Regions from separate parts of the Homo sapiens genome. Here all the other regions are linked to region 1. Evidence: read pairs that join two places in POLR2A ChIA-PET (ENCODE). Cell type or tissue: GM12878. All regions are shown on one strand. Each heading gives the region's core, and the rest is flanking DNA. Links, peaks and the distances in the headings are about the cores only.

What was found. ChIA-PET counts read pairs that join two places held together with the same protein. Peaks named below come from ENCODE experiments on the same cell type or tissue, not always from the same donor. Only the 100,000 strongest peaks of a DNase experiment are listed, where the experiment ranks them.
Region 2: POLR2A ChIA-PET joins it to region 1 with 6 read pairs; 3 of 35 experiments call an interaction of 5 or more read pairs at or near these places.
Region 3: POLR2A ChIA-PET joins it to region 1 with 7 read pairs; 2 of 35 experiments call an interaction of 5 or more read pairs at or near these places.

What each region holds. Positions count from the first base shown.
Region 1 is chr5:100,837,407-100,845,382 of GRCh38, reverse strand. All of the region lies in intron 4 of ST8SIA4 (ST8 alpha-N-acetyl-neuraminide alpha-2,8-sialyltransferase 4), which reads left to right. Among named protein-coding and RNA genes, the nearest start is that of MIR548P, 25 kb to the right of the region's middle. RefSeq lists enhancers at 3,583-3,802, 4,717-4,966. In GM12878, for the core only: no CTCF peak of the experiment used is centred there; a DNase peak (open chromatin) is centred at 4,822; H3K4me3 peaks cover 995 bases; H3K27ac peaks cover 3,859 bases.
Region 2 is chr5:100,885,759-100,893,734 of GRCh38, reverse strand. ST8SIA4 (ST8 alpha-N-acetyl-neuraminide alpha-2,8-sialyltransferase 4) reads left to right here. Exons shown (of 5, transcript NM_005668.6): 3 at 7,135-7,392. Among named protein-coding and RNA genes, the nearest start is that of ST8SIA4, 14 kb to the left of the region's middle. In GM12878, for the core only: no CTCF peak of the experiment used is centred there; DNase peaks (open chromatin) are centred at 3,104 and 4,397; H3K4me3 peaks cover 2,453 bases; H3K27ac peaks cover 3,821 bases.
Region 3 is chr5:100,727,357-100,735,332 of GRCh38, reverse strand. It overlaps the pseudogene RN7SKP62. Among named protein-coding and RNA genes, the nearest start is that of MIR548P, 85 kb to the left of the region's middle. In GM12878, for the core only: no CTCF peak of the experiment used is centred there; a DNase peak (open chromatin) is centred at 3,352; H3K4me3 peaks cover 608 bases; H3K27ac peaks cover 784 bases.

The DNA of each region.
Region 1 (7,976 bases), core at 2,472-6,471:
TAAATATTAAATAGTTGGGAGTTTAAAGTTAAATGCAAATATAAATTTTTAGACAGTGAACATGACTAGCTACTTCCTGAGTTTGTGGAGAAAAGTTATTTAATCAATATTCCCATAAATCTTTGAAAACATTACAGGTCCTTATCTTCTTCAAATGATACAAGTGTACTTTAGCTTGAGTGTAATAGTTTAGATTAGGTCTTTTGTTTCTATGTGATTGATCATGGTCAGTTAACTAACTCTAGTGTCTCATGTGGTTGATCATATAATCACAGCCTCAGGCCACAACTTCCAAATTATGGCTATCGCCATTTGTCAAGCCAGCTCAACATACAAGAAGTAAGTTAGAGAATAAGGCAAAAGACTTGGGGCTTGACCACTAGAATTGCCATGTAGGAAACAAGATACTGATACATTCTGCCAACTTTTTCAGAGACTAGTGTGCCATATCAGATTCCTATTGGTAAGAGATCAAAGAAAGAGTCATTTCTGTTTCTTTTTCTCTTTGCTCTAAAACCTTACCCCCCAAATCATTTAAAAACCTGGATGAGTAAATACATTGTAGCAGAATAAGTTTAAAGCCTTTAGCTATAAACTTATTTTTAAAGTGGCTTTAACAATCTTTTTCAGTTATTTGATTACATAAAGGCAAGTATTGGAGCCACATTCACCAGAGGCAAGCTGGAAGTTTTGTTTCTTACAGTTTCCAGTTTGAGCCTAACACCTATGACTGACTTCTTAGAAATAAGCCATTTACTTTTTCACATTCCATGGATAAAATAAATCAAAAAGAATATTCAGACCTACAAGAGAAGAATCACAAAATAGAGCCCTGGTGAAGACCAGTATCCAGTGCAGGAAGTAAAATCAAAATGCAGTGCCCTGATTCTGATACCTCTGGCAGCCTCCCCTCATCAATGTGTGTCCCAAATAGCCAGGGTTATTCTATGTTCCCCACTATTCTGCTGGATGAGATTTCTTGTTTATGTGTTAGTAGGTGCTTGTACTCTCCCTTCAAGATAGTACATTTATGATTGAGTATGGTTTTCTGAAGATCATATTTAAACATAATACATGGTGGTTGATATATGTGGGAAATATTGTTCAATAGTTTCTTTTGAGATCAATCAAATCACATTATATACGATGCAAATTCTTACACAACTGTTTCATCCAGATGATCTTATGCTGGGGCTGTCACCTGTGGAGCATAAGTGAAAGCAAAATTATAAAGTATTTGCTCAGTTCTTAAGGAAGGATACTTGCCATCATATCTTAGGAACTCTGGCCCTCTAGTATAACATTGTGCCTATTTGTTGGCAAATTAGGGAGCCATCCAGATGGTACCATTTTTGTACATTCCGTGAAGAATTTCTGTCCCTCTTAAGACCTTGCTTCAATATAACTGGAAAGGCTTTACGTCTCAATGAGCACCACCTAAACTTCAAATATTGGAGAGAGATAATAAAATGCGTAAATACCAAGTAAGGTGTAAATAACTGATAGCTAATTCATTCTTAGGGGCAAATAAGTTGTTGAGATTAAAAGAAGGGATTTATAAGGGCCCTATGAACATGTTTTGGGAATTTGCAGAGCAAGAAGTGGAAAATATGTTGGAGCAACAGTATGGCTGACTTCCATTCCTCATGATAACGCATACATTGCATCTTCATTCAGATGGATCATGGTTAGGCATCATAGTTAAGCTCAGTAACAAAAAATTGTAAGTGACAAATCATTGCTCTGTATTGTGTAAATGCCTGCTGCTTTTTTTATTTTTACATGAGTTTTCAACACCAGACTTCATTTCTTCAGCAATGATATTGTTTAGCTATATCCTCTGGTTAAGTTTTCCTGGTGAGAATACAAGTCGAATGCTAGCATCTTAAGAACTCAGTTACAAACACTCAGTTCTTACCTGCTTCCACTTTTATCCTCCAAACCATCTTCCAGTGACCATGTTGATAGCTGAATGGAATATGTTGCAGAGGGAGATTGTGCTGGCAGTTGCTACCTTATTTCTAACTAAGAATAAACTGATTTTGTTTCAGACAATATAAACTTTTATTGTCAACATCAAATTGTTTTCATAATGAAAGTATGGTCTATATTGCTTTTCCCATTCTCTAATTAGTCATTTAAAGTACACTCCTAAAGAAAATATTGCCTTTTGATGTCACTCTAGAGATAGTAAAATCAGTGGAAAACTGTCTTTCTTTAAAAAATAAACAAAATGATAAAGTGATGATATAATAAAGTAATTAGGAATTCTTAGGTAAATAGCTTATATGGATTTCCCTTAATAAATTATTGGCCTTTATAATAGGAGCTTCCTTGGCCTTTATACAAATTTCAGCAAACTTTACCAGTGTTCATTAAGCTATAGCATCAAGCAACTGAGTTCAACTTTAAAGCTTCCTTGTTTTGGATACTCAACAATATTTGCATCAGTTACAAACTTGGATGAAATTAAATAGCTAAAAGAATCATGTGACTGAATGTATCATAACATAATCTAGCATGGCACAGATTCTACTTTACACTATTAATATATTTGATAATTTGATCTAATAGAAACTAACTTTTTTTTCTTTTCACTGGTGAATCTTAATTAAAGTAAAATCATTACTTGCAGCTAAAGTTCTGATTCTGCATTTTATTCAAATTATGATCATATTCCTCTCAACAGAATTCAGTGAGCTTTTTGCAAAAACCATTTTATAGGCACATATAAAATCTACAATATGGCAAGCTAACCTTATACCAAAATATATGTTTCTCAATACTGCTTGAAAGAATTGTACAGTCATTATAAATGTTAATAGCCCCTATCTGAGAATAATAAAAACTGGGGATAGTGTTGAGGTGGGATGTGGGCAGTTTATCAAAATTTTCAGCTTTGTTTTTGCTTCTTAATAGTCAACTTTTGTTTTTGTTTTTGTTTTAAAAAAAGGAACTTGATACTTTGTGGAATCCATCTGTGCTATAATCAAATAATCCATCAGCAAGTCTCCATTAATAAACGTCGCTACCAGGAAGAATCAATGTTGCTAAAATTTTGTTCTTTGCTCAGCTCACAATTATTTCCTCTTTCTGTTTTCTCTGGAACAGATGCATACACCAGAATTGCTGTCAGTTTCAAAATTAATAAGCTAATTATTTTATGAGAAATAACACAGAATATATAAATACAAATATTTTAGTAATGTACAAATTGCAAATTCCTATCAGACTGAATAAAAGTGAAATACAGATATTTTTCATTAAAAAATTCTATTGAAGTAGTAAAATATTTGAAATCACATAATTCCACATTTTGAAATATGAATAGAAGTGTTCCTGCTGTATCACGTTCATTCCTTCTATAAACATGTATAGATTGCTATACTGCGCTAGGTCTGAAGCTCCAAAGAAGAAAACAAAGCAGGGGCTTCCTCAAGCAACAAAACCAGCTTGGTAGCCAACAAGATTACATAGGGAAGTGACAAGGTAGTTTTGGAATGCTAGATCAAGGGATTTGGCAAATGCATGTAATACCTCTGGTGGATGGGACATGTAATTTGTCACTGATTAGAGATTCACAGAAGAGATTCCAAACAGTATTAAAGATCAGCTAAAAGTATAGGCTAAGAATTTACAGTAATGCCTATCCACAAATTGTGTCAGAACTATGTTACCAGTGGAGGGTGTCTAGGTTTTTGGTGTCTTGAACAAATAATTGGACAAAACACACAAACAAAGCAAGGAAGGAATGAAGCAACAAAAGCAGTGAATTATTGAAAATGAAAGTGCACTCCACAGGATGGGAGGGGGCCCAAGCATAGGAGCTCAATAACTGCGCTACAGAATTTTCTAGTGTTTAAATACCCTCTAGAGGTTTCCATTGGTTACTTGGTGTATGCCCTATGTAAATGGAGAGGATATTTCTTGTCATAGCTGAAGTGTTTCCATTTGATTTAGTTCTAAGAAGTCAGCGTGAATTGGCCTTATGTTCCCTGCCTCCAGACCCTATCCTCCTGCCTCAGCAATATACTGCATAATTGACCTCTTTTTAAAGAAATAAGCATAATGACTCCAATACCTATGGCTTGAATAAAAATTTGTGTTGATCCCAATTTACAAAAGTCCCAGTTTACAAAAAGCATCAGGTTCCCAACCATAATTTTACATACTCAACTTTATTCTAGAAGGGCATGGAAGGCAATAAGAGTAAACAGCTATGCAACTATGGAAATCAGTAACCTGTGTAGAAATTACCAACATGACAACAAAAATACGTTCCAAATAGATTTATGAACCTCTCTTCTTTCTTTATCATGATGTACAGTAGGTTTTGCATTTCCCTTATTTTGGCTTTCTCATTTAACTTGGTGTGCACAGGAAATAAGTTTTTGAATGTCTTACTGTGACACTGAGTGTGATAATGAGGAGGCATACTGTGATTGCAAATGGATTAGGTGGGGGCCAGGGAAAGGGGTACTTACTAGAGAATAAAACACACAGAAACAATCTTTTTTGAAAAAACAAACTATCTTCATTTGTTTTTATTGTTTGGAATATATGTAATAAGAAAACTTTGGGGACTTTTTTTTTTTCTTATATTCTTAAGTAACCTAGAGACAAGAATGTTATAAGAAAGAATGTAGGCTGACTGGAAAAGAGACCCTAAGGAAGACAGAAAGCTCCAAAAATGTTATGGGCTAGTCAGGAGATAATATAGGCATTCATCTTCCTCTACAGTAACTTGTGTGTTAAGAAATGACTTTGCCTTATTCAAGCACTGTGAGTCATGATGAAATGAACCGCTTGGGGGAATTTTGCAACTCGCTCAATGTTCTGACCCTTTTCATATTTAGGTATGATTGGGGATTTTCTAACCAAGCTGATGATGATATTAGGGAACATTTTCATAGCTTGTTCTTTAGTCCATTAGAGCAACACATTGAAAACTAGTTTCATGGTATCCTTGAAAATTCCCCAACTTGTACCCTAAAAAAAAACTCTAAAATTGCCATGTGCATATGTATGTATATACACACACATATATATAAATAGACACACATACACACACATAAATATTTCATCAAACAACTGTATGTATTCTCTGCTTTGGATTTCTTTAAAATAGCACTACAATCTTGTTAAAATAAGTAGAAAATACTCTAAAATGTTAAAATAAAAGGGTGAAAGGAAATTTATAAGAACTTGGAGAAATCTAAACACATTTGAAAATTCTCATTTCAGGTATTAGACAATGTTGCTGTGTCTCACTGATAAGACCAAATAAGATATGACATGATATAAAAGTTTGGGATCAGGAACAGTTTAAAAAAGACTCCGTATGAATTGAAAATATTAAAAGTATATATTTTTATTTAAATATATGTATATATTATATGTAGCTAATGCTTACATATGGAAAATATTTTCATGATTTTTTGACATAATCCAGTTAAATTTCTTATTTTATAAAGGAAACTGTTGCAGCCCAGAGTCTCATCTGCTCAAAAATAGACACTCAGTTAGTGGCACAGTTAGAGTTGCTGATTCCAGGAGCAGCTCTCTTTAGACCAATCTCACTATAGAACAGTGTATCTTTATAATAGCATGGCAATATTTGTGCCATTTTATCATTTCTTTTTGATGTATGATTTTTCAATATAATAAAACCTATTGATTTAGAGACCCTTGTATGTATTGCCAAAATAATATTCAGAAAGTGAGTGCTTTCTATTTATATAAGTTATCACAGATCTTGAGCTGTTTCTGTCTTGTGTTTCCTGGCCAGAGATAAAGAGAAGATTATTTTTCATAGACAAGAAGAGGAAACAACTAAATTAATTGCCTTTGTAGCTAGGGATTTATAGTTCAAACTTTGGACCCAAGTTTTTAAATAATTCTAAAATAGGATTTCAATGGTTATTTTTTCAATTTAACAAAGAGAACATAAATTCTATAGCTGAGTTCTGAAGCATTTCATTAAATTTAAGTTCATTTATCTGCTCAGGCTTTCAGCTGACATCTGCAGAGCAAAATCAAGATCTTTTCTGGCAAATTGATTGATGGTGTGCCATATTATTTATAAGGCTCAAACTATGTACATTTGAAATATTTTCATTTAAATGAAATTTGAAACAAGATATGAAACCTTGCAATATGTATTTACCCAGAAAACAAGTGAAATTCATATCATAATTAAATATAATTTTTTTGCATATTCTAAGTTGGCAAAAGGTTATAGAAAAATTTTTAAATGGGTGGGTGTGGTGGCTCATGCCTGTAATTCCAACTTTTTGGGAGGCCAAGGTAGGAGGATTGCTTGAGGCCAGGAGTTTGAAATCAGGCTTTTCAACATAGCAAGCCCTCATCTCTACAAAAAAGAAAAAAAAATTAATGTTCTCTTTTAAGTGCAAGTTTTGTCACTATGGTTTAAATCATTTTGCTAGGAAGTTTATAATGTGGATGTCATAGTGTTGGAAACTGAATGCCACCATTTTATGATTTGCTGAAATTACCCAGTAGCAATTTTATTTTCTATTGTACATATTTGCTAGTCTATTCAAAGCAAATATTCATGAAGCTATAGCAAAAGAAACTGCCAGAGAATAGCTTCTAAGCATCTACAGTGTTGATGACTTACAGTGAGTCTCTGGAATTCACAGAAACATTTTCATTATAAATTCAGATTAAATTAATTACATTCTTATAGATAAATAAATACTTGTAATATAGTGACTTTTAATTTGATATTTAATTTAACAGGTTTTTTTTTCTCTAGTGCTCCAAATTTAATCAGTTACTAATGTTTTGACTGGAATGAAAAAAATACATAATTTACATATTACTTCTGGCCAAGATGTATTTTGGTTATGTTATTTGATGTGTATTCGTTAGCAGTCTAAGTAATGTAACATTGGTCTTCATTAAAATCTCTGATTTCTTTCATTTATCTTATAGAAACACCATACTGTAATTTCTGTTCCTTCTTCTGGTTGTAGAAGAGAGGTAGCAGACTCATGACTCACAGTTTGACTTGGCCTACTGACCTGCTTAATAACACAGATATTTAAAAATGAAATTAACTGTCAACATCTAAGTATCATGAGATTTTTCAACAGACATTTCAATATCTGGTGATTCTTTTAAAGATCAGAATATCTGGCAGTCCTAGATCTCTATTTCTTCATGATTATGGTGAGGCAGACCTAAATCGTGCTGTCTTCTATACTCTAGGCACTGACATCCTGTCCTTCACAGTCCCATGTACCGCTTTGTCTCATACATCCTGATAACAAGCCTGATTCATTCATCCTACTTTCTGGTTTTATCCAGCTCTCTAACCATTTGTTTTACTATTCTGCCTTATGAGAGTAGAATGAAGTATAAACATATATGGTAATTGATTCAGACACTCTCAGAAATGGAGAATACTGCATAGTTTCCAATGAATATCTCATTTAAAAATAATGACATTAAGACATTCTTGGGCAGATTAAGTGACTTACTAAGACAACATATACAATAGCTAGGTATCAAATATACATCTTTCGGCATGAGTTTAAGAAACCAAATTTGAAACAGTTGCAAAAAAGTAGGCCACATTTCACCAGTAGAGATTCCTTTCAGGCAGTGTGTGCTAGTAAATGTTTCACAACTAACTCTCTGGGAAAACAAAGTGGATTTATAGCATTTGCTGATTTTCATAATGTAAATACTCCCACCATGCCCAATTTCAAACTAATGAGGAGATGACAAGCAGCTCACAAAATTCCAAAAAAAGAAAAAATTCACTGTGGCTCTGTGGATCAGTAAGGGCCAGCTCTAGCACATCAGAATAAACATATGGTTCAAGGAGATTCTTGTGTAAATTGGGTGAAGAAAACTGCAGCTATTAACATTCAGGCTTAATAAATGAAATCATTTCTATCACACTGGCACCTCAATCAGAAATGTCTATCTCATGTATTAGAATATTT
Region 2 (7,976 bases), core at 1,265-5,264, 50 kb before region 1:
CAAAAAATCTAATAAGTAAATTAAATAAGTAATTGACACTAGTTCAAGTATTATATCTGGTCATGCCTTTCCTAATAGCTATATAAAAATCAAATACTATAAATAGGCTATATACATTTTGCTATTAATAACATATTCAAGTGAAGGGTAGTAAACCTAACTTGACCCAAAAGATTCGTATTACAATTTTACAAATCAATGAGCATTACATTCATGTATTTGAGGGTGATCTATTTTCAATTATAATAGCTGATAGTATGAATGAAATGTTAGTACTATTTTTGTATGGTTCTCCTTAACAGATTAAAGAAATAAACAATAAAACAATGAACAAATGTTGAATAATACATACAAAGTTGTCACTTCCTTGAAAGGAAAGGATAATTTGTAAAACCATTATTGTACAATGTGCAAAGAGTTCATAAAAATTAGAATTGGCTATAGCAGAAATGACTAGTGAGTATTAATCAGTTTGATACCTGTAATAAAAAAATTTAGAATATGAAAATATCTGACTGTTGGCTTAGCTTTTGCAAATATTTTTGAAAAGATATTAGAAACTAATTATGGATCATTTATTATTATTGTTATTATTTTCTTTCTTCCTCACTTTTCTGGCATTTAAGAATTTCCATATCACTTTGGGTCAGTGATTGGGTGTGGGTAAATTTTAAAAGTGTTTTCAAAATTCTACTTTTAAGTTTTTGTTTATTTTTATTTTTATTTATTTTTTATTTTACTTTAAGTTCCAGGATGTGTGCAGAGCATGCAGGTTTGTTACACAGGTACATATGTGCCATGGTGGTTTGCTGCACCTATCAACCCCTCATCTAGGTTTTAAGCCCTGCATGCATAAAGTATTTGTCCTAATGCTCTCCTCCCCTTGTCCATCACCTCCCGACAGGCCCGGGTGTGTGATGGTCCCCTCCCTGTGTCCATGTGTTCTCATTGTTCAACTCTCACTTGTGATTGAGAACATTAAGACATTATTTCCAACCATTTTTTTATCTTACTGATTCAACTATCATTATAAATCTTTGAAATTTAAAAATCTTATTAAACTTATAATGTTCTTATTATATTCCTAATAATTGTCCGCATAATAAAATGTGAAAACAGTTCCTGAGATAATTTTTTTTTACATTTGTGGATATGATTTTCAACCCTATTACTAATCCCTTTGTTCCCATATGCCTTATTTTATTTTCATAAGCACACCAAGAATCGGTTCATATGTATTCATCAAACAACTGTACTTCTATGCAATTGTCTATGAGAGATGGTTCTGTTACTTCACTGTACTTTGAGGATTCACGATATATGGAGTTTATGCATTCTACAGCTAACTTTGCACTCAAAATAATTATCTTAGTTTTAAGCCTTAATATTGTTGATAAAAGTTTGTTCTTTATTATTATAAGCTAAGAAATAACACATTTAAGATGCATTAAATGTTGTGAATAAATCTGTGAACATCGTACGGGAGATTATGTAGTTATGTCCAATACTTGCAACTTGACTTTTTTTCCATATTTGGATTATTTATTTTCTTTTTTTGTTATTGTTTTTTACATGTTGACTAGAAACCCCGAAAAGTGCAAACATCAATTATAGATGTATAGAAATGTACAAATGTACACATCAGGATAGCTTTATCACATCATAATTAGAAAAAATATTTCAGCTCTTAGTGTCATGATATATCAATAATCTGAAATACATAAAACCTGCAGGTTAACTAAACATAATTGCAAATTTATATATGCTTAACTGACAAGAAAAATTTCCTATTGCATACATAGATTTACTTTACAAAAACTTCTACATACAATGTTTATACTATCTTCTACTTGCTTTGATCAATAAGTTACCGATAGAGCTAATCTTGGGTCACAAAGCTTATTAGTGGCAGTGTCAAGATTCAAACCCAGACCTCCTGACTGAGGAACCAGGACCTTATAAAATAATTTTGTTAAGAATATATTTTAGTACCCAAATGTATATTATTAAAATTTATCATTATGGAATAAATGATTCTCTTTGCTCTAAAATAACAAAAGTCATTTTTCATTCAACATTACCAAATTCTGGACCAAATATCAAATGGCACTCTAGGGTGTAAATTAAACTAAAAATGCTCTTCATCAAATATTGTGGGACAATTTTGCCTTTTCATTTGTTGTGTTTAAGATTTTTTTTGACACTAAGATGTCTTTCCCATAACTGCTAGGACTTAGAAATCCTAAATAAGGTACAGTTAAACGTTTTATTCTTCCAGAGCTTTAAGACAAGTTGCCTTGCAAAAATAATCTTTCAAAACAAACAAATAAAAAATGTGTGTTCTCTCTGTTTTTTTGTAGGCATAATGAAACACTGGGCATTTTTTAGTTTTACTTTTTATTTTCTTTTAGTGAACTGGGTCAGTACTAACTTAATTTACAGTGATTTTTTTTTGTAGTCAGTGTCTAAAGTTTGCAAAAACTGATTCCTAACATATGTATCATAGCCTAATTTGCTTCTCAACTTGTGATACATTCCACCTATAAGATTCGTCACACAGTATTTTCTGATGGAGTTAACAATGTCATTTAGATTAAATTTTAGTTGCAACTGTGTGCTTATTATTGCCAAGAAACCCACAGAGAAGAGTGGCACTTGGTGATAACTTAGTTATATTTAACATTTCACGAGTGAAAACTTGTTACTAAACAATGTTTAGTAAATTAATTTTCTGGGATTCTGCAGTTGCTATTTCAAGTGATAGGTGACGTTGAAAGGGAAGTTCTAGTTGAAAATTCAGTTAAAAGTTTCTGGGTAGAACTCTACTTGTTGTCAGTTCAACAGTCCAAACCAACCTTTCAGTTTAAGGCTGATATTGCCTAACAAAAAAAATAGTTTTTATGACTAAGATATTTAGTTTCACTGAAAATGAAACAGATTTTCAGATTCCTTCAGTTATCTTTAATGTTAAAATAGTTGCTCAATTTAGGTGTTTGCTTATCTAATGAGGATTCAAAAGTTGAATTAGGATCACAAAATGACAGTTAAAGACCTGTGAAGGGTCTTTTTTTGTTTGTTCTTTTGAGTCATGCACAGAAAACACAACCCCTTGCTTTGAATATTGGGTAATAACTTGACCACGTACTAGGAAAACTTGTACTGGTAAAGCATGCATATTAAGCATTAGCTTTTGTTGATTCATGTGTCTCTAGATAGAGCGCAGATATTAAAGCCAGTTTTCTTTCTACCTCTCTCATTTCTGAAATAATTTTGTTTGACCTGCTGTTAAACAAAAATTTCTATCAATTGTCTTCTTAGCAAAAGCATATATGTTCTCCTTGGTGACATGTTGTTGTTTCAGTTCAGTTTAAGTACAGGAGTTTTCTATGCTTCCAATGACATTTAGCTAATTATACTTGAATTTTTTTTCATATTTATAGTCTGAACAACAACTAGACTTAGCAAATTCACAAAGCTTTTAATTCGCCATTACATCTACAATCTAAAAACTGTTTGCACTAGGAGATAAAAAACTAACCTTTTCTTACTGTTTCCAAAAATTATGAAGCACTTAAGTCATAATATTATTCACTCATAGTAATTACTTTCAGTCTTTCTTGGATCCTATAAATGGAATCTTAACTCAGATAATTTTCCATACGTAGAAGACCTAAAACAGAAACTGAAAGTTTGGTTCAGGAATAAGAAAAAACAAACAAACAAACAAACCCAGAGTCACTCAAGTTTACCTCTTTTTCTTTTTACTTTGTAAAATATCGAATTCCAAGTTTTGCCTAAGTTTTTTGTGTTTTTATATTTTGATTAGTCTATGTGAGTTGGTAGTCTTTTCTGTTTTGAAATCACTTTTACTATTTTCACTGCTTCAGTTGAAAAAATACTGCTGAGCCTATAACAACATTGGAAAAACACATAATTACAATCTGCATTTAGTAATTATTTATCTTATTAAGCATTAGTTTCTCCTAAGAGTTAGACAATATGATGTCTTTTAAAACTGTGCTTAACTCTTATAGTTCCCTTTTTAAATCATTTTTCCCTAAGAGTAAATAAAATAAAGAGGTTTACTTATAATCAGGAACTTAAAAGACATGTTTTACATTATTTTTGCAACTAACTGTCTATAACACAGCAAAGGTGCTGTTATTGGAAAGTCCATTTTGACGTTAGTTGACTAGCATGTGTTAACTTTTTTGACCAAATAAAATAGATTTTCCCTTTTGGATTTCCAAGCTACAGAGTCTTTTTTCAAATCAGGACCACTAGTTTACTCACTGCAGCTTGCAAACATGCCACTTCTTGGGAGTGTACATCTTCAAATAGATCTACAGCAACCCATTTAAATTATATTCAAAGAAAAACGATAACACCATCTAGCCTGATGATTTAACCACATCCGTGTAGTCTCTATTTTAGAGCCAGCCTTGTCGTTTTCACAGGAAATGAGAAATTTCTGTTGAAGTACAGGTGTCAGATATTAATTATTCACCAGACAAATAAGTGGTACTCAATAAATATATACAAAAAATTCTGTATATTGCCACTTTTGATGCTAGTTGTTAACTTTTGTGAAAAATCATTAAGTGCTTGACATAAACACTTTTCCAGTTTCTATAATGCATAAGCCCTAGGGTTGCTTATTTAAAATATAATTATCTTCTTATATAACCTGGACTTTGTTAAGATAAACTGTTATGGTGTGTCAGTGGTATTTCTATCAATTTTTGTGATTTCATTTGTAGAGCATTTGTATAGGATTTTCTGTACAAATTCTACTGGTTTTGAACCTGATATTCAGAATATTTGGGGAAAAAGATCATAACATTATTTTTTCAACTAGCTGGTGGACATATTTCTTGTTTATAAAATTAGAGCAGAGTTTTTCAATCACTTGGTTTTCTAATTAGAACAAATATTAAACTGGAAAATATTTAGAGCAAATCAAAATAAAGACAACAAAAGAAAAGATATGAGTTACTTTCCTCCCTTCTTTGCTAATCATGCTTATGCCTTCTGAGTTAGAGAATTACTCTTTTGATGGAGTCAAGGGATGAGGTTATATTCTGCTCTCACTAATAAAATTTACCAATTGTGATGAGCTTAAAAAATAAGAGCACTAGAGGAAAAATGTTTCCATCATATCTTAAATGTTATAATAATGACATTGTTTTTATTACTTTGAAAATACAAGCTTGCACTAAGAGCACTTTAGTAAATAATATCCAATTTCCAAACTAGGTGTAGCGTTTTCTCAAATTGCTTTTTGCTGGTATTATGTTGTATATCCCCTATTATGTTGGATACCCCTAGAATCAAACAATTCCAGACTTTTGTAGGCCAGGTTCATAGTTTGAGTCAAACACAACCCCCTGCTTTGAATATCAGGTAATAACTTGACCACATACTAGGAAAACTTGTACTGGTAAAGCATGCATATTAAGCATTAGATTTTGTTGATTCGTGTTTCTCCAGAGCTCAGATATTAAAGCCATATATATATATGTTTTTTTTTTTTTCCTTAAAATCTACTAGGGTCCCGGACTCTTCCCTTCTTGTTAGTTCCAGGTGTAAATAACCTCATCCAGTGATTTCTTCTGCTCACTGTTCTTAACCCTTGGAACTCTCCTCTAATTACTCTGACCTATCCTTTCCTCCTCTCAATTTAATGGCAGCTACCCTTAAGTCATTTTAATCTATGGACTTATATGGGAAGGCAATATCCCTTTTGCTGCCTGGATGGCTCCAATTTATAGTGGTATCTCTTGCTGATTGGGGTTACAGGAACATTTAAAAGGTCCCAATCAATAGACTCTCACACAGTTTAGATTACAGGCACTGCCAGATATGTATTCCCTTTCATCTCAGCATGCAAGTTAGTTGGCTATTTTATGCCTGACTTCACCTCTTCTAGTGCCTTACTAAAAGGAGAAACTAACATAAACGAACATACAGACACATTTTAAACAATTATTCAAGAACAACATATTTATTAGATGCATGGCACAACTTCCAAATTATTGAAGACAGCAACTGTATCAGGTGCTTCTCTATATCATGCCAAGGATCATCAGTTTTCCAGCCAGCTATATATATATATTATAATCATTTTCCATCATCTACCTACTTAGCATATGCATATATTTACGTTCATGTAGCCTCTCAATCTGTTATCAATTTATATATTAGGTATGGGCTAGGCTAAGTATTGACCAAAAAAGTAACCTTAAAATTTAGTGGCCAAACAAGTAGGAAATTTCTTTATTTCTCACTTAAACTCACATGATCCACTCATATACTATTTAATTAAGAAAACTAACTTGCATGACCCAACTGAGCTCTACTTGGGTTTTGAGACTTGCAAATATTCTAGCTGAGCATCCATGTGCCCAAGTAAAACTTAGAAGGTTCAAATATTAGAAGGAAGAAGAGAAAAAAGGAAACTAAGGAACAATTAGCTACCTCTGCCACACAGAGTCCAATGTTCTATCTATTCATTTTGTCTTTGATGTATCCATCTTACTTCCAGGACTCTTGATCTTAGAGAAAAAGTTGCATATACATCTATTGCTATAGTTTTAATTCTTCTTTAGATAATTATAATATACATATCATATGTATAAATGTATATAAGTTTGAGAAGTTCATTCCTTTTAATAGCATTAACTATGATACAATCAAAAACAATCTCAAATTATTTCTCTCCACCTTAACTAGATGATATTAAACAACACTTATGACTATCAAAATACGCTGAAGCTAGCAGAATAACTATTCAAAGTCAAGTCATGGCCACTGTGTTTTACTTAATAAACCAATTTTTCTATATATTTTGATAATTGGAGTGCTTTTTATAACTCCACAAATAGATGTTTATACTATATCTATGTATACAGTCATTAAGAATCTGTGCAAATGATTTTTAAAATTTTGTTTCTTATAGAATCGACTTAATTCATTGGTTTAATCACCACCTAAGATTCATAGCTTACCAATTTGGTAATCTAAGATTAATAGTTTGCCAATTTGTATTTTGTCTTAAGTTACTTTGTAAATGACACCATCAGTTCTTGGATATGCTGATGGTAATGTAAAACTTTGCTTGTATTTCAAATACAGGAAGAACATACTTCGTTTCTTAGATGCAGAACGAGATGTGTCAGTGGTCAAGAGCAGTTTTAAGCCTGGTGATGTCATACACTATGTGCTTGACAGGCGCCGGACACTAAACATTTCTCATGATCTACATAGCCTCCTACCTGAAGTTTCACCAATGAAGAATCGCAGGTTTAAGACCTGTGCAGTTGTTGGAAATTCTGGCATTCTGTTAGACAGTGAATGTGGAAAGGAGATTGACAGTCACAATTTTGTAATAAGGTGAGCTTTCTTCTGCTTTTTGAGATTGTAAGTTTTTCAAAGATATTTTACTTGGGGGTGGAAAACTGTTAGAAAATTTTAAAGTATTACTAAAACCTCAAACAAATATTTGTCTATGATATCCTTTTCTGTGCAACATTTAAATTACATTTACCCTGGAATAGAATATTATAATTATTGCGTAGTTGAAAGAAAAAGTGATCCTGTCATAGCAACAAGATTCACACAGCTTTTTTTGGTGAGGTGAGGGGGGAGGCAAATGGCAATTTTATTAAATTTAATATTCCACACAAACTTTTTTCTTAGTATCTCTTCTTCATACTCATTAGTTTTGTGTGATTTTATTTGTTGTATAAAGATTATGAATATTACTATGGAATGATGTAATAGATTTATGTTAATGTTACTTTTTATTAATAATTATCTAGGAGATAGTAAGAACATAGTTTAGCAAGTTTATATTTGATATCCTGAGCCATATTTCTTTAATTTCTCTTTATATGTGGTATTTGTGTATGTTAGTATATTTGAATTTTATGTTTTTTTAACATAATTAAGCGTGCATGTTTGTTTTTCATTAACGG
Region 3 (7,976 bases), core at 1,265-5,264, 110 kb after region 1:
TAAATTACCTCTCTAGAGGTGGCAGTATACATTTTTCCATTTAATCCTCAAAGAAAGTGAACATCAGTGAAATAGGCTTTCGCATTACCCCTTTTTACAGATAAAGATAGTATGGCTCAGAGAAGTTAAGCAAGACTGAGAAAGCTAGTCAATGGCAGTATGGGACACAAATTTGATTTATCTGATTCCATGTATGATATTCTTTCCATTTGACTGTGAAACTTCACCATTGTTAGTGGAATTTGAAATAAGACCTCAGGGCCACTAGCAATTCTTTAGAAATTACTGTGGTATAAAAAAGGTCTCTGAGGGATGCAAATTGCTAAATGCAGTCTAATGGAGGATGTCAATTCATACACGGGGTATTATTGTGCCCTGTGATAAGACTAACAGGGGAATATATAAGGTTCTTAAGGAACACGAAGAAGAGTGTTTTAGCAAGTGATACATGGAGGAGAATCTCACCCTTTCACTAAGCTCCCTGTTTACAAAATTTGGCTTTAGTTAAAATGGGGGCTTATTTTAGGACCCTGAGATATTTCAGTAAATTCAACTGAGGAAATAAAACCTGACCTTCCATGTCCTAGAAAGTGAGCAATTTGTTACTCTGTGTTGTTTGGGAGGTGGGTCTCCTCTTGTCTGTCTCCCTCTGCACATTGGCTCCACCTGCTTCTGAAGTTGGGCTTTATATTTTTACTCATAGCTTCTCTGCACAGGTGAAGACTCCTCTGGCTACACAACATTCCTTTTTACCTTTCCCTGCTTTATATTTCTCCACTGCACCATCTTATATACTCCATACCCTCCTTGTCTATTTACCATCACTTTCCCTGACCAGGTGGCATCACAGAGGAGGTATATTTATCAGTTTGATTCACTGCTGTGTCCTCAGTACTTACTTAGTATTTGACACATATAGAGCCTCAATAAATATATGTTGAATAAATTAATGAGTGATTAATTAAATGGAGACTTCTTCAAAAACTTAAACTTTTTCCTGATGATTTGAGATTTACTGATATTGATCAGGAAATTAGTTCAAGCTCAAGCTTCAGTATTTCTCTTTGTTGTATTTGACAAAAAGAATTTGCATTTACCTATTTTTAGGCTTCAGATATATATTTTTTTCTTAATTCTCTGGAATAACTAATATCACTAATTTCTTAACTTCAAGTTTATTGTACTGAGGTAGCGTCATGATCAAATGGAAAGACCAATATACTTGGAATTACAGATTTGAAGTGGCATCCATACATTAAACCCAAGGGATTTATTGTTTTAAGTGGTGAAACATGCAAAAGATATAGCCCATTTTAAAAGTGGTAATTATTAATTTTTTCTATGAAAGTGTATCTTGTTCATGACTATTAAAATTGTTTCTAATTTAAGGCTATTACATGTATGAACATTCTGCTATGAACATTCATGTATGTTCATAGCAGTTTGGGACATGTGCTGTCATTCCCTTGGGTAAATACTAAAGAGCATAATGGCTGGATCCTATATAAGGTTTATGTTTAACTTTTTAAGGAAGTGCCAAATTCTTTCCAAAGTTAGGTAGTACTTTACATTGCACCAGTGGTATGTAAAAGTTCTAGATCCTCTGCATCACTGTCAACACTCATCATGTCTCTTCTTTCTAAATTTAGCAATTCTTACAGGTGCACAGTTATACATCACTGTTGTTTTAATTTGTGTAACCAATGATATTCAACATTTATTCTTGTGCTTATTTTCCATCCACATATCTTCTTTGATGCAAAATCTATTAAAATATTTTGCTCACTTAGTTGTGTAATATTATTCAGTTTTGAAAGCTCTTTATTCTGGATATAAATCCCTTTTCATCCTTTTCATATATATTATTAAAAGTATTTTTCTCAATGCCTTTCGTGTGTGTGTGTGTGTGTGTGTGTGTGTGTGTGTGTGTGTGTATACACACACACAAAGGTAGACTGCTGCCTCATCCAGTGCCTCATTGGGATGTGTCTGGAGTCTTGGAAGCCTTATTACCCACGTCCTCCTACAAATAGACCTTGAGAGCTTGTTTGGAGATTCTAGCAGGGGAGCACAGCTACTCGTATACCCTTGACAGAAGACGCATCTTCCTCTATCAAGGATGGTTGTCCTCTTCTGCCAAGCATGCAGCTTCAGGAAGAACGCACATGGAGCAGTGAGGGAGGAAGGGGACACACACCTAGCCAGCTACGTCAGCCAAATCAACCCTGATGATCAATGGGGTGACAGATGTCACAGCCAGATCGCCTTCACATCCTGCCTTTATTAATACATTCTCTTAATGGTGTTAGTAAAGGAACGTTTTTTAATTTTAAAGAAACTACATTTATCAATATTTTATTTTGTAGATAATGCTTTTGGCATCATATCTAAGAAATATTTGCCTATCCCTGGGTCCTAAAAATGTCCTATGTTTTCTTCTAGAAGTCTTACAATTGTAAGTTTTATCTTCAAGTTTATAACACACTTTGAGTTAATGTTTGTATATGGTATGAGTTATGGATTTAAGTCAGGTTATTTTAACTTAAGGATTTCCAATGGTTTCAGTAACATTTACTGAAAGACTATCTTTTTTTCACTAAATTGTCTTTGTAATTTTGTTGAAAAGAAGTTGTCAATTTCTTGGTTCTTTTTCTGGATTTTGTATTTTGTTCCAATAGTCAAGTTTTTATTCATTATCTCAATGCCAAACTGTCTTGTTTATTGTACTTTTATAATAATTCCTAAAATCAGTCAGTGTTCATCTTCCAATTTAACTCCTCTTTTTCAAACTCTCTTTTGGTAATTGTAGGTTCTTTGAATTTTTGTATAAATTTTAGGACAATCTTATAAATTTATACTAGAAAACTGCTGCTTTTTTCACTTGGGATTGTGTATTGAATCTATGGTTCTATTTGAGAGCAACTGATAGCTTAACAATACTGAATCTTCAACCTGTGAACATAATGTACTTCTCCATTTATGCAGGTCTTTAACATTTTTTCTCAGCTATTTTTGATGGTTTTCAACATGTAGTCATCTTACATCTTTAAAAATATGTATTTTACATATTTCATAATTTTCATGTTACTTTAAATGGTATTTTTAACATTTCAACTTCTATTGATAGTGTGTAGAAATACAGTTATTTTGTATTTAAGAGTATTGTGATATTCTGTTATTTTTGCTTGTTTGTGTGTTCAGCACCTTCGTGCATTTTTAACTACTTCCACAGAAACCGGTGATTTTCTACTCGACAGAGATTGAGAATTTTAGCAGAAATAGAAGAGAGGTACTCCTCCATCAAAGTGAAACCACAAAAATCTTGTTTACCTTGCACTTTCTGTTTAAACACGGTTGGACCACATAGCAGCCAGATCAGTTAGAAAGGCTGCTCTTTCTTCTTCCTGTCCCTGTCTTCTCCCATCAGTGCACAAATTCTAAACCACGGGACTACTTGACTCTCCATTCTAGGGTGGCTGTGCTAGGAGTCCGTGTTCCTATAATGGATACATTCATGTACTTGGAGAATATGATCCCATGTCTATTTCCTTTAGAGAGAAGCTCTGAAAATATATTTGATAGTGAATGATCTGGAAGATTATTCCAATTTACCCTTCCAACATCTGTTTTCATGATCTCCTTTTTCTGCACTGTTTCTTCTACACTATATATTCTGCCACAGAGTGGCAAGGATAATTCAACTTGAGTATATTTTAGGTTAAAAAAGTGTTATCGACTTTTTCATAAATTATAATATACCTCTATGTATCTTTTTCCCCTTTGCATTTTTATTTAGGTTATCATGTTCTATAAATTTTATCAAATAATACAAATTAGATGAGAATGTGAAGATAGTTGATTTAAACGAGGATATCTAATTTATATGAGGATAATAGTTAATATACTATTTTTTGGTAAGGTATTAATTTGTGTTCTTAAGTTGAACTTTTATAGTTCACTATCCTATTTAAATGACAAGAGCACAAGAATTAAAGCAAGTAAATATTGAAATTCTAAAAACCCTTCCTGAAAATTCCAAGTTTTATCAAGGAGCTAATTTTTACAAAAGACTAATTTTGTACATATTTTAATTTTCTAAAATATGACGTGCCACTTCTTGTGTGTGTTTCAGTGTTTGTGAGTGTTACATATTCTGTTTCCTGAAAATAACTTGGTTTATTCAGCAAAATACAGTTCTGTTTTTTGAAGCAAACTAGATTCCTTCTTTTCAAAGTTTGATAGAAAGCATAGATATTTGCCTCTGAAGTTTTCCATAATTAACTTGGTTTGGAAGATATGTTTGAAAGTATTGATTAAATTATGTCCTTTTTCCACCTTTGTTTTTTGTTTTTTGTTTTTTGTTTTTTTTGAGACAGAGTCTCTCTCTGTCGCCCAGGCTGGAGTGCAGTGGGGCGATCTCGGCTCACTGCAACCTCCGCCTCCCGGGTTCATGCCATTCTCCTGCCTCAGCCTCCCAAGTAGCTGGGACTACAGGTGCCCCCCACCACGCCCGGCTAATTTTTTGTATTTTCATTAGAGACGGGGTTTCACCGTTCCTTTTCCTACATTTAAGCTCTCAGATAATTGAGAATATGCAATAACAAGGAAATGAGATACTAGACCAATTTGAACTAATATAAACAAATTTCCAATATTCATCTCAAGCATAAAAATACTTATGGGATCATGTTGGGCTTAGTTCTTAATTAGATCTTGAAGCTCATTTTCTTAACCACATTCCAACAACTTTGAATGACATTTTAAATACTCTGTTGCCTTGGTGTTTTATATCAATTAGCATTGTTGTTTTCTAGCTTACTTATTATTTTTTACTTATGAATTTATTAGTCTAATGACTTCATATGTATTATATGCTCATATTACCAGATGAATTTTGAGTAAGTTTTTAAATTATTTTCATTCTTCTTTAGTTAAATGGTCTCTACAGAAAACAAGATAAATTTGCATATATTCCATATGCATGCTGAATTGAGAATGCAGGTTTTTCTTAAGCAATACCCAAGGTAGTTATTTAATACTCAAGCATTTTGGCAATTTCTTTATATGCTGCTGTTGACTTTTACTGGACTAATTTCTCTATAGGCAAAAGTAAATGGCCAGTGTTAACTCAGAAGATTTTACAAGTTTGTAGTTTTACATAATTATACATAAAATAAGTCATTCAAATTTGAAGAAGTATTGAAGTTTTAATAAATTATGTTAAGTCAAGTTTAAAATCAAATGTATGCTGATTTGGGTCCAATAATAGGGATAAAATATTAAAAATTAAAAAAAGAGAAGAAACAACAAAACAGTAGAAAATGGAGAACCTAAGATTAGCAGTTGGAATTTAGATGATGTATTAATTTTTCTGGAAATCCATGTTGTTTTCTTCATTGTGTCACTTACAAACAAATATATCAAATAGTGCTTTATCAAGATAGTATTCATTTTTATATTTCTGCATTAATTAATCAAACATTTATTCAACAACATCTGTGTGCCAGATACTTTGGTAGGTACTGAGCATGCAAAAAGGAGCCAACAATATAATGGGGTAAAAACCTAGATAAGCAACTGACTCCATTCCTGTAGAGTAGTAATACTGTCTGCCTAACTTGTAATGATTCTTTAACTTTTAGCCGTAATATCACTTTTTGTAGACATTGTTCCTTGAGTAATATTCCTTACTTTCAACTGTATTAAGAGACACTACTAGGTATTTCCTCAACATTCTGTTCTTTCTTTATTGTATCACTTACCACACTTTAATGTAAATGCTTGTTTTAAAATCAAACATTCTAAGCTTTGGCAGGACAGATCAAAACTGCCTTGCTCATATTTATACCCCTTGTTCCTATCACAATACTTGGTGCGTGGTGTATGTTTACTATAAGTAGTTGAATGCATGCAAAAGGAAGAGGGAGGGAGAGAAATGCAGAGAGGAGAAACAGGGATAATGAAGGAAAAAGAAGAAAAGGAGTGAGGAAGACAAATCTCACACTGAAAACCTCCATTAAAGTCTGTTTTGGATTAAATTCTCAATTTATTTTCAGATAAGTCAAATTTACAGATAGAATAAACAATAGAAGAAGCTAAAATTCCTAAAAAATATTATTTCCCCTAAATATGCTCTGGCGAGGGTTCTGGAGACAAACATGCACATGAGGTCTCATTCTACTTTCAATCTACCACCAAACTATTTAAACAGTTTGAAGAAAGCTCAGTAACAAAATCATAGATAAAAATGTCTATATTCATGTATCAGTCAAATGTCTACCTAAGCAGACCAAGATGTAGGAAAATTTCAAAATGTTATCTATCTAAACAGACTGTATAAGATACCACTTAGAAAAATCCAAAAGTCATTTTCATGTAACAAATCCAATGTCAGAATTCCAAATAAAATATTTCCAAATGGGTAGGAAATTATATATATATAATTTTTATATATAAAAAATATATAAATTATATATATAATTTTTTACATAAAAATTATATATATTTAATTCTATATATTATATTATTTATATAAAACTGTTAAAATTATATATATAATTGTATATAATATATTATAAATAATATATAAATATATATTATTATATATAAACATATAAATATATATTATTATATATAAACATATAAATATATATTATATATAATATATAAATATAAATATTATATAATAAAAAATTATGTATAATTATATTTAATTTTAGGTTAACTTCACACTATGAAATATATATGTATGTACATACATACATGTATATATGTATATACATATATAAATATTATATATAATATAATATATAATATATAGAATATATTTATATAAAATTTATATATAATTTATATATTTATATAAAATTATATATAAAAGTATATACAATTATATATAATTATATTTAATTTTAAGTTAACTGCGCTATGAAATATATATATACATGTATATGTATTATGTACATAATTTTATATTATATATATAATATTTATATTTATATATGTATACACATATACATGTATATATGTGTATACATATATATTTCAGTGTGAAGTTAACTTAAAATTAAATATAATTACATGTACATATATGTATGTACATATATACATTTTCATGTGCATATATATGTATATACATATATGTACATAATTTTATATTATATATAATACATTATCCTTATATTTATATATGTATGTACATATATACATGTATATATGTACATACATATATATTTCATAGTGCGAAGTTAACTTAAAATTAAATACAATTACATGTAGATATATGTATGTATTTATATACATTTTCATGTGCATATATATGTATATACATGTACGTACATATATACATGTATATATATGTATGTACATATATATATTTCATAGTGCAAAGTTAACTTAAAATTAAAACAGAAGGTTTTATCTTTTCTTTGGTACATTTTCTCTCTGATGCTGTATTTTCAATATTTTTTACAGCTAACATACATTATATTTCTACTTACACAAAATAAAGACAAATGTTAATAAAAATAACAATGTGGAATTGAAATAACCATAAAATCATAAAGCAAAATATTCTCATGTTCATATTTGAATATATACATAGCTATATATGTCCACTGATTGTCTTTGTTAAGAATAACGTAGTATATATTGAATTATGCCCTATTTAATCAAAGAGATTATTTTTCTAAACTGGGCATAGATTTGCCTTGCCCATATATTCTTTGTCTATATCATTTTATAACTTTGCTGCAACATCTTCTGGAAATTATTATTACAGTTAAAAATTGAAATACCTGGGTCAAAAGTTTACATATTTTCCAGGATCTTGAAATATTTTGATACATACTTGCTAGACAGGTTGCCTATTTCATCATTTCTATATTAAAACTGATTATTATAATTCTTAAAATATGTGCTAACTTGATAGTAAATAAATGATGGCTTACATATTCTCACTTGAATTTTATATTTGT